2 separate regions of the Homo sapiens genome follow, and region 2 is linked to region 1. A link is a contact called in ENCODE Hi-C or POLR2A ChIA-PET data. All regions are on one chromosome and are shown on one strand. Each heading gives the region's core, a stretch centred on a gene start or an enhancer-like site at or near the end of the contact. The rest is flanking DNA. Distances are from core to core; before and after follow the strand shown.

Region 1 (5,158 bases), core at 960-3,459:
CTGAGGAAATAAACACCCTGATGAAATAAAACAAAGTCTCACAATGCTGATTGGAAAGTCCCTTCTGGCAGGAGCCTCAGCAGTGACCACTAGAGCAAACACAGCGCCCACGTAATCTGCAAGAAGGTTTTACCTTCCTCTATTCCCTTGCCAGGAGCACCCTGACAAACATTACCTGGCTTCTTTGAAGATAGGTTTTCTGAAGAGGATTCCATTTCCTTCAGGAACTTTCTAGGGGAGGCAGTCAGAGGACTGAGTAACTGAAATGAGTGTTACTATAAGGAGGACAGGATCATCTTGCCCGGTGGGGAGGCAGGTCCAGAAAGCTTCGGGGGGCAGGGTACTGCTTCAGGGAATTTTGACAGAATCTGTCATCTTGTCAAAGGTGGGCATTCAAGGAAGTAGAAACAGGGTGAGCAAAGATGTGCTGGGAGGACTCAGGGAATTGCCAATAATTTGGCACAGATGGCCTGCAAAAGAATTGCTTCCAGACTTTTGGATTTCACAAAGCAGGCCATGAAAGAAAAGTAATGCCCATGGAAGAGTCCAGAAAACAAAGATATTGACTATCATTATCTTCATTTTGTAAAAGAAACAACAGTTTAGTGCACACATTCATCAAAAGGCATCACCTTCGAATAAAGGCCACAAATGCCGCCGTATCTAACTTGAAGAAACAGTCATGACAGCGTGTCTATGTTTTTTTCTCATTGCATGAGGACCGGTGGGAACACTGTCATGGGGCCAGCCCTGGTCTGCACATTTGGGCATGATGACTACAGGGCACAGGAAGGGGCTTTCCTCTCCTAAGAGGCCACACAACTTGCCCAAGCCTCACACGGGGGAGACATTAGGAAGCACTCAGGTGGGGTCTGAAGGGAAGCCTGTGTGTCCACCTGCTTCTCATGCTACAGGCCACTTCGCCTCCAGGCCCATGCTGATGGCCTGACAACTGAAGGAGACTGGCTCTTGAGGTCCAAAACTCCACCAGTCATTTAAGTGTCTGCAGGCAGCATGTGAAGTATAGTCATCAAGTATTTTAGATAAAAATGTGCTCATTCGATAGGTAACGCCATTAAAAATTTCATGCATGAAGAATTTGTAACTAGAAGTGAAAAAGTTTTAAGTTATAAGGCAAATGGAAAAGCACAATACAAATTATACATAATAATTAATAATGTAAATAAAGACTGAAAGGAAAGGCATCCAAATGTTAACAGCAGTAGCTCTTGGGAGGGGGGATTTTCGATATATATATATATATATTTTTTTTTTGAGACGGAGTTTCACTCTGTTGCCCAGGCTGGAGTGCAGTGGTGCGATCTCAGCTCACTGCAACCTCCACCTCCCGGGTTCAAGTGATTCTCCTGCCCCAGCCTCCCAAGTAGCTGGGATTACAGGCACATGCCACCACACTCGGCTAATTTTTTGTATTTTTAGTACAGACAAGGTTTCACCATGTTGCCCAGGCTGGTCTTAAACTCCTGACCACAAGTGATCTGCCCGCCTTGGCCTCCCAAAGTGCTGGGATTACAGGCATAAGCCACCATACCTGGCTTGGAGGGGGAATTTTAAAAATGCTTTTCTATGTCTTATAAATGTACTATAATTTATTTTCATGTTTTCCTTTATTTTCTATATTTTCTACAATACTTTCAAAAACAAAGGATGAGGCCAGGCACGGTGGCTCATGTCTGTAATCCCAGCACTTTGGGAGGCCAAGGCAGATGGATCACTTGAGGTCAGGAGTTTGAGACCAGCCTGACCAACATGGTGAAACCCTGTCTCTACTAAAAAAATACAAAGTTAGCCGGGCATGATGGCGCATGCCTGTAATCCCAGCTACTTGGGAGGCTGAGGCTTGAACCCGGGAGGCGGAGGTTGCAGTGAGCCGAGATCATGCCATTGCACTCCAGCCTGGACAAAAAGAGTGAAATTCCATCTCAAAAAAAAAACACAGAGGATAAAATCTTTTAATTTTTAAAAGTTTGAGTCAAAACTAATGTTTTTAAAAAACCTGCATTATCCAATTGTCATAAATTGCCACAATTCACTCTACTAGTGAAAAAACAAAAAAGAATTGTGGCTCATGTTGACATATACTTAATAATTATTTTTCTTTCTACTTTAGTATATCTATCTCATTAGCATTTTATTTTTAGATTTCCCAAATCAAACCAGCAGCTTCATGTCTTTACGTAGTTTCGTCCTCACATGATGATGTGAGAGTTTCGATTTGACTTAATTATGTCACTATGCAGAGGAAATTTAGCTAGGTCTGTTGATGAATCAGAAGTTCTCTTATATAAAACAACAACAACTACTACTACAGGTCAGCTAATGATATAGATGGTTTTTAAAGGAAATGAATCAGCTTTCATGGTTTCATGACAGGGTTGCTAAAACTTTGCTCTATACGATTTTCCCATATTTGGCTACATCTCTTCAACAACTTCACAAGTATTCATCTGAATACCTAAAAGTCCTGTATTTGGAATAAATCAAAAGGCTTGACTTACTACTCATGAAACCCTGAATCTAATTCCCTGGCCAGGGTATAAGTAAGCTGGCCCTCTGACCCACTCCATCTCCCAGTTACCCCACTGTGCTACTGAGCACACCTTTTCCTCTCCCAAACTCTACTGCATTTCTTCTAATACTCAATGCTTCATCTATGCCAGGCATTGGATTAGTTTTTTCTATCTCCCATTGACTCAGAAAAGGGAAAAGAAAAATCAAAGGCCATATAAGTAATAACAAATGAATCCTGACTTACTATTCCTTTGTAAAAGAAAAAGATAAAAATTAAAAATTCGACTCAGGAAATACAAGAATAGTAAGTAAATACAGCGAGTTAATGAAGAATTACAGATAAGAAAGTAGTGATTGAAGAATGAGTTATGCAGAGGCGAAATTCAGCTAGGTCTATTGACACAGGACAGGAAAAGGAAGAAGGTAGGAGGTTTGAAAAGGGGACACTGCAAAAAATGGCAGTGGAAAAAGTACAAGAAAGATACAGAGATAACCCAATACAGATACACAGAAATACATTTGAATTTTACAACTTTTTCATAACTATTATGATTACATGTTTTTGAAAACAGTGTAAATTGGTGTTGCATTTTCACAAAGCCGTATTATATAGTTTCTTAGTTTCTAGGGAGAATTTTTAAAATTTATAAATCATGTAAAAGGTTTGTTGAGCAGTCTAGGTAATTTCCAACTTCCAGAGACCAATGTCCAGTTCATTATAATTTCTCCCTCGAATCAGCACCTCCACTATGGCCCTATGAGCAGTGTGGGGCCACTAGTACTCTCCAAGGGTACACTACTTGGTTTGCTCATCTTGGAGCATACAGTTCTTAACACTGTCAGCCAGGAAGTGGGCTCTCAGAAAATGTTTGCTGAAATAAAACTAATGAAATGTAAGCATCAGGCTCTTTGCGAATGATAAAAAGCATCACACTTCCACTAAAAAAAAAAATTAGCAACAATGTATTTTATAAATTTATTTTCCTAAAGTCTATATTTAGAATATGATTATTCAAAAAAGTGAGTAACTTCTATTGGGGAAATTTTCATTAATAACCAGATTGCAGGTTTTTCCCAACTATAATAAAAAGGCAAAGACCAAAACAAAACCAAACAAAAAAAGGATTGTTCAGTTCTAGATGACGATACCAGGAAATTCTACCTGAGGCAAACCTATCCCATAGCCATCTCCATTCTAACTGTCTCACTCTCTGCAGCCATACTGAACAAACCTATTCCCTCTTTCTTGACAGCCCTCCTCATATCTGGAACTATGTTCTCTTCACCAAGCTAAGCATTACCAGTCCCTCTTCTCTTCCTCATTCATGGCTTCCAGAGCCTTCATTTCTTGATAGCCTTTCTACAGAGACTTATTTCATTGAATATGACAATCAGAATTGATGTGGTCTGGCAATGACCACGGTGGGGTTACCACTCACCATACCCAGAAATCCATACCTCTATTAGGGGTGCTTTGGGATGTCTGCAGCTCAGAACTGTTTGCAAAACATGTATCCTCTCCTGCCCTCCACCTACCTGCCCCTCTACCCCCTCCCCCTGGAACAATTATCATGAGACTCTAAGAGAAGTCCCTATCAAAACTTCACTATGAAAAATCCAGGGAGAACACTGGGAAATGCCAAGAATTCTCAGTCCCTGGGTACTTTCATAATGGGATGAAGAGGTACACATGAAGATGGCCCCTAACAAAGCCTCCCCGAAGTTTTGGGGACTGCTGTCCTCCTTGACTGACCCCCTCCCATCCCAACCCATGAGGGTAACTGGCTTATATGACTATTTAAGAAAGAATCTGCAAAGCGCAGATGAGCTTTTGCTACAATCCCACAAGTTGATCCCATAATCTAAGCTGTCCAGCAACAGAATAGACCTGAAATAAGCTGATGTGAAATAAGCCCTTAGTGATCACAATGTTCAAGCATGGCAGAGGGCCACTGTCAGGGTCCCTACAGAAGTCTCCAATGGGTAGAGCAGATGGGTTTGAGACCACTAATGACTCTTCTAGTACTTAAGATATGATCATTATACAGCCTCTTCAAGATCCTCTGGTCAAACTTAACCTCATATCCAATAGTCTGATGTTCTGGAGTGAGTGCAGGACTCAAACATTTATTCAACAATCAACCAACTAACTAACCAAACCACATTTACTGAATGTCTCTTGAATGCCAACCATTGTGCCATACAGGTGAAAAAGGAATTCCACTCACATTCTCTGGCCAATGGGATCCTTTATTTTTCTGCTTGATCTTATTAATCTATCACTGAGCAACCTTAGGCTGCTGCTGACAATTAATACTAAATAATTATTTATGATTCCCTATTCCTACCTTTTATTAATTATGGTACTTAATTTCTCAGTTTCAAAATTTCTGTAACATCATTGATTATAAATATATTCTATTTCCTACTAAGATGATGCCTACAATATTGAAAAAAAAAGGGGGCTCTCAATGATAGAAGGAAAAAATGGCCTTTTCTCCTAAAAACAATTATATTCAAAATAGACAAAACATACTAGGGAGAGAAAAAGGCAAAACATTAAAAAAAAAGAAAAGTAAAAGCTTAGAAGTAGATACAGTAAGATATTTGCAATTGCTATCTGCCC
Region 2 (5,158 bases), core at 1,111-3,610, 560 kb after region 1:
AGTGTCAATCTCAGAACCTAATAATGGAATCAATTTTGTCTACAGGGAAGCCATACTCAGTGGTTTCTTTGCTTGTGTGTCCAGTCCATGAGTAGCTTGGAAAATAGCAAAGCCAGGTTGAAAAGCCATTTGAGATCCTTGAATGCAAAGTGTAAAGTACATGCCAAGTATCATTATTATGAGCTTTATTGCTACTATTTTACTAAGTGTTTCAGATTAATATCAATTCTGCTTCATGATAAGTGCTCTTGCAAAGTGGGAGAACTTGCAAGGTAGCTCAGGGAAGGTTGCACAAGAGAGAGCACACAGTTTCCTAGAAACTTCACCCTTCCCCCATACCCCCTGTTCAAGCCAGTGGTAGCTTGACTGTCCCTAGAAATCAGGATAGTGTTTCAAGTTATCATAGCCCTTAAAAAGATGACTGTCATGGATGTGACATAGGGGTATAGCTGCCAGGAAATAAGAGATAGTGGACCATGAGGTAACGTTGTTAAGTCTGTTAAGAAACCTCTGTGGGGCTCCTATTGTGTGCCAAGCTCAGTGCTCTCAAATATTCTCCCTTCAGCCTAGAAGAGAGACTGGTACCTGCTGTAAGGGGTCTGGCATGGAGAGAAAGCCGGCTTCCCTGAGAAGAGGATGGGGGATAACTGGGGACTCACAGTAATGGAGGAGACACCCATACCCCTCGGAGAGGCTGGGTGTTTCTGGGTCTTTTCCCCAAATGCTTCACCCCCAAATTTAGAACAATATAGCTTTACTTTGTGTTTTAAAATGACAGTTGTATTAACTGTATTTTCTACAGCAGATCACTCATCTCTTAAATAGATTATGCATTGATCGTCTTCAAAGGGCTAAGCACACTCAAAATATTCTCTAAAGTCATTCTCATGCCATACCTGTGACATGGATATTACAGCCACGTAGTTTTTGCCAATGAGAAAACAGAGGAGTTAGATGCCTTGCTAAGATCACACACTCCTGGTCGGTGGCAGAGCCAGGAGGCGGCCAAAAGCCTATGCCTGTCAGCCCCACAAGGCTACCTTATTGGATTTCCTGGTTAAGGATGGGAGTCAGCGTTATCTCTATCATTTCTGTCAGCCACTATGTCTGGAATAAGTGACAATAATAGACCTAATTTAGGACTCCGAGAGGTTTGCCAGTTCTTCCTCCTTCTCCCTAGAAAGCAAGTCAGACAGGGACAAGTCTATTTTTTAAGAGCCCAAGAAGAGGAAATTTCAAAATCTCTATTAGCCATTTAATTGTTTTACACTATTTGTTCTTGGGAGATATTCTTTTCTAAGTTAAATCCACATGCTGCTGATGTACTGTTACTATTCTGCTTCAGTTGTGTTTGAAAGTAACTGGTGACCATTCTCAGATTATAGTAATTTGCAACTTTGAAGATCATCATCATTATCTGCCAGCCTTCTCTAATGTCTCCCCCATGGGCTAAAGAAGTCTTATTTCCTTTACTTTTCCCATTAAGTCTTCCCTTCCGGCTTTTTAGTATTTTCTCATGCTTCTCTGGAACCTTCTCCAAATTCTCCACACCTCCCCCTTCTCCCCATGATGCCTGACAAGGATCCCTTTGGGAATCCTCACTCTGATCCCAGGGTTTTTGGTGATTTGATCACAGCGGTGATTGAGATAGAGCCTGAAGCTCTCTGTTAGGATATAACCCAGTGAAGAGTTTGCTCAGCCTTGTTAGGCAATGCCCCTTTCCTTGTTCATGTTTCCTTGGAGAATAAGTGATCCTCTCAGCACGCTATCACTTTATCATTAAGAATAGAACTTGAGAAATCAGGCTTTTAGCAGCCCAAGGTTGCATAGTCCATGCATGTAGTCACAGCTGCTGAAAACCACTCCCTCTGGGCCACCGACACATCCCTCCCCTGCCAATGTATCGTGGAGCTAATAAATTCTAGCGCTGCCTTTTAAAGAGCTGAAATAATCCCAGCGAGTGGCTGGGTGGAGGGTGTCATAAATTTGGTCTCCCAGGAGAGATATTTGAAAACTGCCGAAGAGACCCTGCCTTGAGATTCGAGAAAAGGTGAAATAAGAGCATGAGTGAGGGCAGCAGTGAATCGAAGAGCCTTGCAGGAGGCACGGGATAAGCAGAGGCTGCCGGGAAGATCCAATAGATCTTTTATAAGAGTTCTGTTTTCATGGAAGTCTCTTGCTGCTGGAGCTATTGCCATTCAGCTGCAAAATTCCGTCATCTATTTGGAATATAGATATTGGAAGATTGTGCTAGGTGTGGATTCCACCACAGATTATTCGTTAAAATACACTAACTGACAAGCTCAAACCTAAACAGAATTGCTGACTTGGAGCTCAGAATGGGGGTGGGGCTCTCCGTGTGACTGTGAGCTCAGGGAGCTCTCTGCCTCTGCAGAATACCCAGGCAAGTGCGCCAGTGAATGTTTTCATGAATTATTCATTTATGGTGAATGAATGCAAGCAGCAATCACATGTAAATGACAAGACTCATAATCAGAGGGCTACTTATTTGTCCTTGTGAGGCAAGGAGGAATCTTTTTAACAACTCACAACGGAAAGAAATTTAACTGAGAGATGTCTTTCTGAGGATATTTTTTCCCAGCTAGTCAGATGTACAGCACTTATTTGAGTTGCGTTCAAAATCATCTTTTATTTCATCTTTTGGTCTGCATTTACTTGCCTTTTCTAAGTGTAACTTTATGAATAATTGATGGAACTGGGAAGTTATTGGCTGATTGAAAAGCCATCTCTTCATGTCTGTAAGTCTGACCTATGGGTAAAGCCAACTGTTCAGGCTTTTAGGGTCTTTAATGAAAGGTCTTTATAAAAAGCCTTTCACTCTTTATAAGGAAAAAAAAATCAGATTTTGAAAATGGATTTTTTTTCTGACAATAGTACATTAGAAACCAATCCAGCCAGGTTTTTGGTTAATAAATGAATCAAGCTGACTGCATGACTAATTCAGATTAATGGTGCAGAAATCAGTCACTAAAGAAGCCAAAAAAAGTTTGCTTTAATAGTCTTAACAGAATGATCATAAATTCGGATCTCCCCTCCTATTACTGCTCTCTGTGTTTAAAACGCTTGAAAGCCCTAGTAAACATCTCCTCCGCCTAAGTAGATGCAGTGTATATGCTATAAAACAAGGCAAAGTCTCCAGCAGGATGCAGATCTGTTAGCTGTATTATGTTTTATTACTACCATTGGCTTACTTGAAGCCAGGCTTTTATTAAAAAAAAAAAAAGAAGAAGAAGTTATCGTTTGCAAAATAACAGATACTACATCCATAAAATAAAGGCATCAGTAGTACCAAATTCATAAAAAGGAGGCCCAAATTTACCTCGTGTGGTAAACTTCATTTCCAACACCCTGGTGATAATGATCCAAAAGTGCCCTTGTCAATATCGATAAGTCCGTGCGAAGCAGAAATGAGATGTTTAGTTGACCACAGTGTGGGTGTAACTGGTGCCTCCTTGCGCACAGCTTTGAGCATTCTAAAGTACGACCTTATTGCAGGGCAGGCATCCAATTTTTAAAACATAGTGTAGATTGGAGACAGATGAGTGTTCCTGAATTATCCTTGGCCTTTTCTTATGAAATGCCTAAAATATAATTTCAAGTGGAAATTGATTTAATTGATGTGAAAACAAGTGGGTCTAGAACTCATCTAAAAGCTTGAGTTTAAGGGGTGTTGATAAAAACTACACATTACCTTTTATGCTTTTCAAGAACAGAAATGAGTTGTATTAAGCTGTTAATGTAAAATGGAGTTCCATTTATGACTTGTAAATCAATTAATTTATTCTCATTAGTAAGTGAAGATATCTATTGAACGTGATTCCTGGAATGTCCATTGTTAGAGTGATTCTTGATATTTATGTTTTCATTAATAAAAGACATATTTATTAAGCACCTACTAGGTACCATGTACTCTCTTAAGTTTCAGAAATATCTGCTACAGTAAACAGGTAGACATAATATCAGACTCATGAAGTTTATTGTCTAGCTGGGAGAAGAGACATTTTTAAAAATTACTCAAAATTAATGAATTGCTAGATGCTATGGTGAGTGCCTGTAGTCCCAGCTACTTAGGAGGCTGAGGCAGGAGGACTTCTTGCTCCCAGGAGTTTTAAGCCCACCTGGGCACCATAGCAAGACCCCATCTCTAAAAATTAAACATAAATCATTGATGAATTAAATCAGGAAGCTGAAATGGTCCCTTCTAAGAGCCTACAGAACACATTTAATTTATCATTATATATACACCAATTGGAAATTTGTAAATAAATTATTATTTAAATGATCTAACTGGCCAAACCAGTTTTCCTTTCTAAAATGAGAGCGTGCACCAAGCCTGACACATATTTGTTGTTTAATTGATCTTTGATGAGTGATTGATTCATTGATTGAATAGCGATAAATGTTCCTAGAGAAATGTACAGGGTATACTGAGAGCACTCGAGAAAGGGCTCCAGTCTGATGTGGTTGCCCAGAGAAGGTGGTGAAGATTACATATGTCAGGTTTTGTGGCAGGAAGACAGATGGCGCTTCCATGAAGGTGAAAGGAAATCACTATGGCAGGTATACCAGGCCCAGAGCAATGAGCGAGAGAGGTGGTCAGAGGCCAGATGGTGCAAGGTCTTGGAGCTTTGTCATGTTGTGTCACAGGGAGGTGGGCTTACTGGTCTCCCTGATAAGCTATAGCATTCGCTGTTTGACAGTGACAGTTTTAGGACAGGAGAGGGGCTAGGGAAGAGGCAGAGAATAGGCTACAGATACAAAGGCAAAATTCTCTTCCTGCACACTCAACATTCTGTGTCACCAAAAGAAAAGCAGATGGGGAAATCCCAGATCTTCAGCCAGCAGCCCTCCCTTGAGCCTAAGAAAGCGTGGAAAGAGAGAATACATGTTTTAATTGAGTCTGCTGGCATTTTGATGCCTTTTCTAAGGCTAAATATTTCTACTTCTTTGTGTCATTTGTTAAAAGGGGAAATATTATATCTGCTCTCTAGGAGCTTGACAGTAAGATTTGGTTCGGAACATGAGCTCATTCACAAAAAGATATGGGTAATAAGACGTCTTTTAAAAATATGGGTCAGGCAGCTTTCTCGTGTTCCTAATTCTTGCTTCTGTGTTCATTTGTCATTGTTTTTAGGAA

Evidence for each region. Hi-C counts contacts between places; a loop is a spot of excess contacts on that map. ChIA-PET counts read pairs that join two places held with the same protein, here RNA polymerase II (POLR2A). Pooled maps may share reads with other maps.
Region 2: a map with no recorded cell type shows a loop between it and region 1 (2.7-fold over the local background). The contact joins two enhancer-like sites. A Hi-C loop is called at or near these places in 3 of 37 single-sample maps with no recorded cell type and 5 of 50 pooled maps. POLR2A ChIA-PET finds 5 or more read pairs at or near these places in 1 of 52 experiments (HEK293T).

Annotation. Positions count from the first base shown.
Region 1 is chr7:28,149,847-28,155,004 of GRCh38, forward strand. The region is part of intron 1 of JAZF1 (JAZF zinc finger 1); the gene reads right to left. Among named protein-coding and RNA genes, the nearest start is that of JAZF1-AS1, 28 kb to the right of the region's middle. Within about 2 kb of position 2,210, at least 6 of the 41 ENCODE cell types and tissues checked have a DNase peak (open chromatin) inside an H3K27ac peak, as active enhancers do.
Region 2 is chr7:28,706,456-28,711,613 of GRCh38, forward strand. All of the region lies in intron 5 of CREB5 (cAMP responsive element binding protein 5), which reads left to right. Among named protein-coding and RNA genes, the nearest start is that of TRIL, 250 kb to the right of the region's middle. Within about 2 kb of position 2,361, at least 3 of the 41 ENCODE cell types and tissues checked have a DNase peak (open chromatin) inside an H3K27ac peak, as active enhancers do.